3 separate regions of the Homo sapiens genome follow, and regions 1 and 2 are each linked to region 3. Evidence: chromatin contacts called from ENCODE Hi-C or POLR2A ChIA-PET data. All regions are on one chromosome and are shown on one strand. The core of a region is the stretch at or near the end of the contact, and the rest is flanking DNA. Distances in the headings are between cores, read along the strand shown. Region 1 holds the start of FNBP4 (formin binding protein 4). Region 2 has its middle 15 kb from the start of NUP160. Region 3 holds the start of HSD17B12 (hydroxysteroid 17-beta dehydrogenase 12).

Region 1 (2,700 bases), core at 163-2,662, 4.1 Mb before region 3:
ATCATGCCACGTTACTCCAACCTGGATGACAGAGCAAGACACGTTTAAAAATAAAATTAGAAATAATCATTTTAAAAGATCAAATGCAATTCTACGTGTAAAGTGCTTGGTGACTGACACATAGAGCTCAGTAAGTATTAGATATTTTTAGTGGGAACTGAGCTGCTGCGGATATAAAAATAAATACCACTCGCATTCCTTAGTTTAGAGGGGAGACGGATGTCAACAGGATGTCAAGTGCCAGGGAGAGGCTGGGCAGGAGAGGTCACGCCTGCACTGCGTCTGCATTGCGCCCTGATGAAACAATAAAAGACTTTCATCATGTGATGCAGTAATTATTCCAGTCAGTGCAAAGGAAAAGTGAGGGAGGTGATGCTCCAAGTGGCGGGCTCCAGAGGCAGGAGACGGGAGAGGGGGCAGTGTTAAAGCAAGGGTAAATTAAAGCATGTTGACGATAGTAGTACAAAACTGGTAAGGTTCCTGTATGCCATCCCAACAATTTTAGGCTTTTTCCTTGTAGGTAGTGGAGTATCTCGTGATTTTTCCCAGCTAATAAGCGAGAAAATATGAGACATCTATTTGTGTGCTGCAGGAAATTACAAAAGCGTAAAAGACCCACTGTCCCATTTAATGTTCAATGCTATACCCAAAGTAAGCCACAATAATCCGGGCGAAACGTGGGGAAGGGCTCAGAAAACAGCACACCTTTCTTTTTTTTCTTGAGACAGTCTCACTCTGTCACCCAGGGTGGGGTGCAGTGGCGCGATCTCGGCTCACTGTAACCTTTGCCGCCGGGTTCATGCGATTCGCCTGCCTCAGTCTCCCGACTAGCTAGGATTACAGGCGCCTGCCACCGCGCCCGACTAAATCTTTTGTATTTTTAGTAGAGACGGGGTTTCACCATCTTGGACAAGCTGGTCTTGAACTCCTGACCTCGTGATCCACCCGCCTCGGCCTCCCAAAGTGTTGAGATTACAGGCGTGAGTGAGCTGGGCCCAGCAGCACACCTTTCTAGAAGACAGACAACATGAAACTCTAGGCCGAGAATAGCCACAAGATGGAGGACAAGTAGGCAAAGAAAAGGCTTGGGGAAAGCGCATGGGTGGAACCCGACGGAAGTGGGGAAGTCGTTCTAATTCAGGCCCTACCGCACTATTGGCTGGACTCTCACCCTTTTTCCTTTTCCATTGGCCACCGGTCCCTTCTCTGGGTCAAAACAGCCAATCGCCTAGCGCAGTTGGTAATCCCGCCCTTTCTCCTGGTGAGGAGGAGCCAGAAGAGCCGAAGGGTCCGAGGCGCTTGCGCAAGCGCGTGCTCCGCTGGTTGAAAGCGGATCCGGGCTGGAGGCGGTGTCACGGTGTATGAATATTGATTACGCGTCGCAGCGCCCAGGGCCCAGCGCCCAGCCTCCAGTGCCCGCCCCTCTCGGCCGCCCGACGCTCTCTGCTCGCGCTTGGGCTCGCGATGGGGAAGAAGTCCCGGGCGGTACCCGGCCGTAGGCCCATCCTGCAACTCTCTCCGCCGGGTCCTCGGGGCAGCACGCCGGGCCGGGACCCGGAGCCGGAACCCGACACTGAGCCGGACTCAACCGCGGCGGTCCCCAGCCAGCCCGCCCCGTCGGCGGCGACGACCACCACCACCGCGGTGACTGCCGCCGCGGCCTCGGACGACTCGCCTTCAGAAGGCAAGGGTGCGCGGGGGGACCTGAACTCGAGCTCAGGGCTTGCGGCCTAGGCTCCTCACGGCGCCTGGCCAGACCCGGCGAGGGAGGCGGGCGAGGTCGGCTTCCGAGGCCTGCCTGCTGCGGGCCTGCAGGCGGGGCGGCCCTGGGCTCCGGGCCGCAGAAGGGCCAGGCCGAGTTCTGCGCCCTCGGCCCGGGCCAAGCCCGAGGCGCCATCTGTGGTGCAGGGCTTGCCCCGGGAACGTTTGAAATATGACCGAAGTTCGGGCATCCTGAGTCTCCCAAACGCCCCGGGTCGGTTTTGGGTAACGCAGAGGGTGGATGTGAGGATGAGTTTCCGCGTGCGCGGCCTGTGACTGTGGGCCAGGCCTTTCCACACGTCATCTGCCTCCTTTCGGTTTTGTCGAAACGGGGATAGAGACGTTTAGAAAAAGCTCTTAATATTCCAGCTAGTAAGCATCCCCACACTAGCAGAACTGCTGGAGAAATGGAGCTGGTAGGTTCCTAAGTATTTGTGTGGTTCTCACTGGAGTGGTGCTTAGATTAAAAGTGACTCCAGGACTAGGCGCCGGAGAAGCCGCGACCGTTTCACATGTTCAGAGATCACGCTGGTTCGTTAATTGGAAAAAATCCGCAATAGCAGTGTTTGGTGTGTCTTGTAAAGGTCCTATCATAGCCTGGAGAATACTTACTGTTTTTGTATGTATTTGTAAGTATTGCAGATGTAACTTTTTAAGAGTTTTGTTTTGTTTTTTTCGAGACAATGTCTCAATCTGTCGCCCAGGCTGGAGTGCAGTGGCGCGATCTTGGGCTCACTGCAACCTCCACCTCCCGGGTTCAAGCGATCCTCCCGCCTTAGCCTCCTGGGTAGCTGGGACTACAGGACCCTGCCACCATGCCCGGCTAATTTTTGTATTTTCAGTAGAGACGGAGTTCATGTTTCCCGGGCTGGTCTCGAACTCCAGGGCTCAAGCGATCATTACAGGCGAGAGCCATCGCGCCCGGCCATGCAGATGTAT
Region 2 (2,700 bases), core at 17-2,516, 4.2 Mb before region 3:
GTTTGACTATTGAAGAAAAAAGCTCTCATTTTATTCAACATTCAACAAACAAATACTGAGTGCTTGCTTTTCGCCAGTGCTAAACACCAAGACAGGACAGGACCCCTGCCTTTATGGAATCTCACAATTCCACCAGAATTTGCACTCCCACCAGAATTTGCCTGGCACATAGTAGCAGCTGGGTAAGTATTTGTCGAATACGTGAGTGAATGATACAGACACTTGAATAAGGAATTGTATTCGTAAAGATTTGAACAAATTACTATGGTCAGAGGGAAGCATGGGGGCCTCAAGCTGTCAGAGAAGGCTTTGCAAAGGAGTTTGTCAGATAGGAGCAGGAAAGACTTGCAGACACAGAAAATGGCACTTGCAAAGTCAGGGAGAGAAGAAACAGTAACATATATTTAGGCAACAGCTAGTAATTTGTGTGGTTGGAGAGTAATGTGTATAAGGAATGTGCCCAGAAGGTAGTAAGACCACAAAGATGGGTTGGGGCTTATTTGAGGAGGACCCTGAAAACCTGCTAAGGTTAGACTTGACCCTTTAGTATGTGTTGGTGTTTTAGAAAGATAACTCGAGACATAGTATTAGAGGATACACAGAAGGAGAGAAGGAAGGAAAAGATACCAAGGGTTAAGTGCCATGTTTGTGCCCATCCCTAGGCTAGATCCTCTATGTATTTATATTAAACTCATTTAATCCTTGCAATACTCCCATTGGTTACCTAATATTGTCCTTATTTTCAGCGGGAAACATTCAGAGAAATTATGCAATTTCCCCCAGACCATACAGTTAATAAAAGATGGGACTAGGATTTGAAACCAGGGTTCTAAAAAAATCTTGTTGGAGAATAAAAATACCAATGGACTCATACAAATTAGTATTAGGGAAAATAAACAGTAGAAGACTGGAGAAAGTGAATATTAAGAAAGACACACATGTAAGACGCAAGGGGAAAAAAGCATGACTATACAAAAGGATATTTACAGTAAGGAGATACAACACAGGAAGTGGAAAGATAATCACAGAAAAACCACAACATGTGTTTTTAAAATGCAAAGCCCCTGGGAAGAGAAAGCAAATGATACAATAATGCCATTCACTCTGGCATCCTGTGCATTTGGTTTTGCTCTTTACTCTTTTTTTTTAACTTTAAACAATTTGTTATGAGAGTAACAAAGATACGGCTTATGATCTTGTAACTCTAATGCTCTAAATCAGAAACAGATGGTGCCTAGTGTACCCTGTTTCCTAGAAACTGCAGAACTTTGAGGACAACACCCTCTCTGCACTGCACCACTGATTTCAGTTCCTTCACAGATACTAATACATGGCTAAATAACGTGGTTGCTGAGTATTGTATTGGAATATCTGTTTTCCTTGCTCGGGAATCTTTTTGAAGTTTAAAACTTTTCTCCATTTTTATTCCTTTTTCTGATTCAAAAAGTAATTCCTTTTTATTGTGACAATTTTTAAAAATATGGAACAAAGAAAAAAATAAAAATCCCCATTCCCTTCCCACCCAGCAATAACCAACGACCACTGTTAACATGTTGACAACATTCTTCTAGTTATTTTTCTGCACACACAAACACACTTCATAGAAAACTGAATGTATAGAAATTGTTTTCTAATTGTTTTGTTCACTGAGCAATAAATACTTTACATTTTTTCACATCATCAAATGTTTATGATAATTGCCAGTATTCCATCATATTGGAGAAGTTAATTTATTTATCTTCCCACTTTTTCATTCAACAAATTCTTTTATTTTTTTTTGAGACGAGTCTCGCTCTGTGGCCCATGCTGGAGTGTAGTGGCATGATCTCGACTCACTGCAACTTCTGCCTCCTAGGTTCAAGCGATTCTCCTGCCTCAGCCTCCCAAGTAGCTGGGATTACAGGCATGCACCACCACGCCCAGCTAATTTTTGTACTTTTAGTAGAGACGGGGTTTCACCATGTTGGCCAACTGGTCTCAAACTCTTAACCTCAGGTGATCCACCCGCCTCGGCCTCTTAAAGTGCTGGGATTACAGGCGTGAGCCACCATGCCTGACCCTCTTTCAACAAATTCTAATTAACACCTACTATTTGTCAGAAATGTGCTCAGCACTGGATACACAGTGGTGAGCAAAGCAGGCAAAGATCTTGCCCCCATGGAGTTTAAAGTCCTCTATTGACCTATAGTTTGCTTGAGAACTTTTTTTATTTTAAAAAAATAGCACAGTGAGGCTGGGCGCCGTGGCTCAAACCTGTAATCCCAGCACTTTGGGAGGCCGAGGCAGGCGGATCACAAGGTCAGGAGTTCGAGACCAGCCTGGCCAACATGGTGAAACCCTGTCTCTACTAAAAATACAAAAATTAGCCAGGTGTGGTGGCACACACCTTTAATCCCAGCTACTCAGGACGTTGAGGCAGAAGAATCGCTGGAACCCAGGAGGCAGAGGTTGCAGTGAGCTGAGATCGCACCACTGCACTCCAGCCTGGGTGACAGACTGAGTGAGACTCCGCCTCAAAAAAAAAAAAGCTCAGTGAAATCTGGCAAACACTACCTCAGCTAAGTGACTAAGCTTAACATAATCAGCGAAAAGTCACGCAGACAGCATGTACCCCTGCTGCTGTGCTGGGACAAGAATGGCACTTTACCTCTGTGGTCTTCCTCTCATAACCCTAATCTAATCATGATTTTTTAAGAGAAA
Region 3 (2,700 bases), core at 104-2,603:
TAAACAAAGAACATGGAGTAACATTATTAGTGTATCTTACCTGAGCCCAGTCTGCAGGCAATGCCTAACCACCCCAAAATTCAATAAAATGCTTAGGAAGTGCACATTCGATTATAAAACATCAAAATAAATAATCATCTCAGGGTAGGACCACAAGCATATCATAAGTAATCACTCGGTTTAAAGGGAAAAAAGGCCAAGAGACGAAAAATAAAGCAAAGAAGGAAACAAAATAGGTTGAAAAAGAAAAAAAAAAGGGGGGGGGGAGCAAAACTTCCCTGCAGATAATTTTCCCTATTTCCTCAACCTGACCTTCGTCCTCCATTTTAAAAATCCTCCGACTACAAGTTCCATGTGTTTGGTTCACTCTTTACGGGTATACTTTTTCCTACAAACGTCCTTGTGAAAAAAAAAAAAAAATCTGATTTTAACATGATGAGTTATCATTTTACAGAAGCAATAGTTCTTGCTACTCGTTAGGACTCCAGAACAGTTTAGCGAGAATTCCTTTTAAAGGGGCTTTGTAATTGTATGAAATAGGCCAAATCCAGATACGATTACTATCTTAATCGTAACTGGGGAGGTACGATTCCGCAGTGCAAAAAGCCTTCTGAAATTGTGTCCCTACACCCCTTTCCATCCTCTGCCCAAACATGTTAACAGAATGCTCTGCATCCTTAGCACAGGGCCAATATTCAAACCGAGCGAAAAACTTTATTTTAAAAACACTTACAAGGGGCGAACCAAGGAGGACAGCGTGTGACTGAGGAGGCAGCAGGGCGACTGACTGGCTCCATGAACACGGAATGGCTTAAAGGGCACAAGCCCCAGAGACTTAAGGCAGTTTTCTCCTACACCCTAAGCTGAGCTTAGATTCCCAGGATTGAGCGAGCAGTGTATTTCGTACCTTAAAACTCTGCAAGTAGTCTAAGCAAGCAGAAGACAGCCAAGGGAGCCAGGAGGGGCCCGCGGGGCACAGGAGCCTGAGAAAGAGGAGAGCTGGGGAGGGGAAGGCCAGGAGCAGACCCCAGAACTAGTCATCACGGCCCAGGCCTGGTCCGGGCCGCCGCGGGAGCGAGGACGCGGCGCTGCATCCGACTCACCTGCCCATTCTCCGAGCCCCGGGCCGACCCCCGCCTCATTCCCCACTCCCCAGACCCGGAGGGCCGTGAAGAGCGAGTACGAAATACGCAGGGCTAGGTAGGCCACGGTGCCCGCGCCGACCCAGTACAGGAAGCCGGCGGCGGGGAGAGCGCTCTCCATGGCTTTCCACTAGGCCTCACTACCTTCGTGAATGAAAAGAGCGAGTGAATGAATCCAGGAGGAGGCGCCGGCCGTGACGGTGAGGATGACACTAATAGGCGCTGCTCCGACACCACTTTGGGCCTAAACCCCGCCCGCGGGGCCATATCCGTGTCGCTATTGGTGACCCGTCTTTCCCTCTGCGCGTAGTGCGTCAGCCATTAGCTGACTCCAGTTCCACTGCCCCTCCCACACTCCTCCCATCACCGCGTCCCCCGGGGTTCCGCCAGTGAGCGCCCTGTCTCACCCCACCGAGGCGCCCCGGTCTCTCATTGGCTGCAGCCGTACTCGCGACTGCGGAAGACTGCGCTCGGATTGGCCGGTCAGACCCAGGCTGGTTTGAGCTCAGGTTCGAAGAGGAAATGGGATCAGAGAAGCCGCTAGTGAATGGAAAGATTATAGTAAGAAGTGGGCGTAGGCAGGGCGCGGTGGCTAACACCTGTAATCCCAGCACTTTGGGAGGCCGAGGCGGGCGAATCGCTTGAGCTTAGGAGTCCGAGACCAGCCTGGCCAACATCCGAACCCCGTCTCTACTAAAAATACAAAAATTAGCCGGGCGTGGTGGCGTGCGCCTGTAATCTCAGCTACTCGGGAGGCTGAGGCAGGAGAATCACGAACCCGGGAGGCAGAGGTTGCAGTGAGCCGAGATCGCGCCACTGCATTCCAGCCTGAGCGACGGAGTGAGACTCCATCCCAAAACAAAAACAAAAAAAAAAAGAAAAGAAATAGGTGTGGAGCCACAGTTTTATTTTCAACTCTTTATTAAATAAATATATATTTTACATATATGATATAATTATATAATAAATATATCATTGTTAAGCGTGCTGTCATTGTTGCCATAAACTTTTCCAGATAAAGGCTTGCAGTCTTCTGTGTCTGTGCCTTCCTCGCTGCAGGCATTCGCCCGGGTTACACTCACTCATAGAGAGCCCTTAAATGCCAGACCTCCCTCCCAGCTGAGCACTAAACATCACTTAGTTCCCAACGATTTGGGGTTCAAGGCAAATAACCTGATGGAGTCTAATAACTGTTAGACGATGGCATCAGAGCTGTATGGTGAATGAAAAATATAGGAACACAGCTTGCTGAACAATTAGTTTTGGAAGGAGACTATATCTTTTAATTTGTCTTCAAAGGGGGATAGAAAATTTTACTTTCTTTTTTAAATTTCCCTTTTTTGGTTGGGGAGTGGGGGAGTGGTATTTCCAGGGGGCACAGAAGTGTGAAGTCCAGATAGAGGCATGGGAACTACGTTAGCAAAGTTGCAGAGGAGAAAGATCACAAGGTAAGTTTAAAAAATTGTGTAAAACTTAAGGAGATTTTGGGCTGAGACGATGGGGTTTTCTAAATATACAATTATGTCATCTGCAAACAGGGACAATTTGACTGCCTCTT

Evidence for each region. Hi-C counts contacts between places; a loop is a spot of excess contacts on that map. ChIA-PET counts read pairs that join two places held with the same protein, here RNA polymerase II (POLR2A). Pooled maps may share reads with other maps.
Region 1: a pooled map shows a loop between it and region 3 (23-fold over the local background). The contact joins the promoter of FNBP4 here to the promoter of HSD17B12 in region 3. A Hi-C loop is called at or near these places in 1 of 37 single-sample maps with no recorded cell type and 11 of 50 pooled maps. POLR2A ChIA-PET finds 5 or more read pairs at or near these places in 1 of 52 experiments (A673).
Region 2: a loop to region 3 is called in a pooled map, with 6 times the contacts of the local background. The contact joins the enhancer-like site here to the promoter of HSD17B12 in region 3. A Hi-C loop is called at or near these places in 1 of 37 single-sample maps with no recorded cell type and 2 of 50 pooled maps. POLR2A ChIA-PET finds 5 or more read pairs at or near these places in 1 of 52 experiments (GM12878).

Annotation. Positions count from the first base shown.
Region 1 is chr11:47,766,053-47,768,752 of GRCh38, reverse strand. It overlaps FNBP4 (formin binding protein 4), which reads left to right and starts at 1,412. Exons shown (of 17, transcript NM_015308.5): 1 at 1,412-1,684. The coding sequence starts at 1,465. RefSeq lists a silencer at 1,398-2,007 and enhancers at 1,197-2,121, 2,268-2,327, 2,122-2,700.
Region 2 is chr11:47,861,862-47,864,561 of GRCh38, reverse strand. No RefSeq gene overlaps it. Among named protein-coding and RNA genes, the nearest start is that of NUP160, 15 kb to the right of the region's middle. RefSeq lists an enhancer at 1,333-1,382. Within about 2 kb of position 1,266, at least 4 of the 41 ENCODE cell types and tissues checked have a DNase peak (open chromatin) inside an H3K27ac peak, as active enhancers do.
Region 3 is chr11:43,679,391-43,682,090 of GRCh38, reverse strand. HSD17B12 (hydroxysteroid 17-beta dehydrogenase 12) reads right to left here and starts at 1,353. Exons shown (of 11, transcript NM_016142.3): 1 at 1,104-1,353. The coding sequence starts at 1,263. RefSeq lists enhancers at 599-658, 809-858, 933-1,498, 1,709-1,758.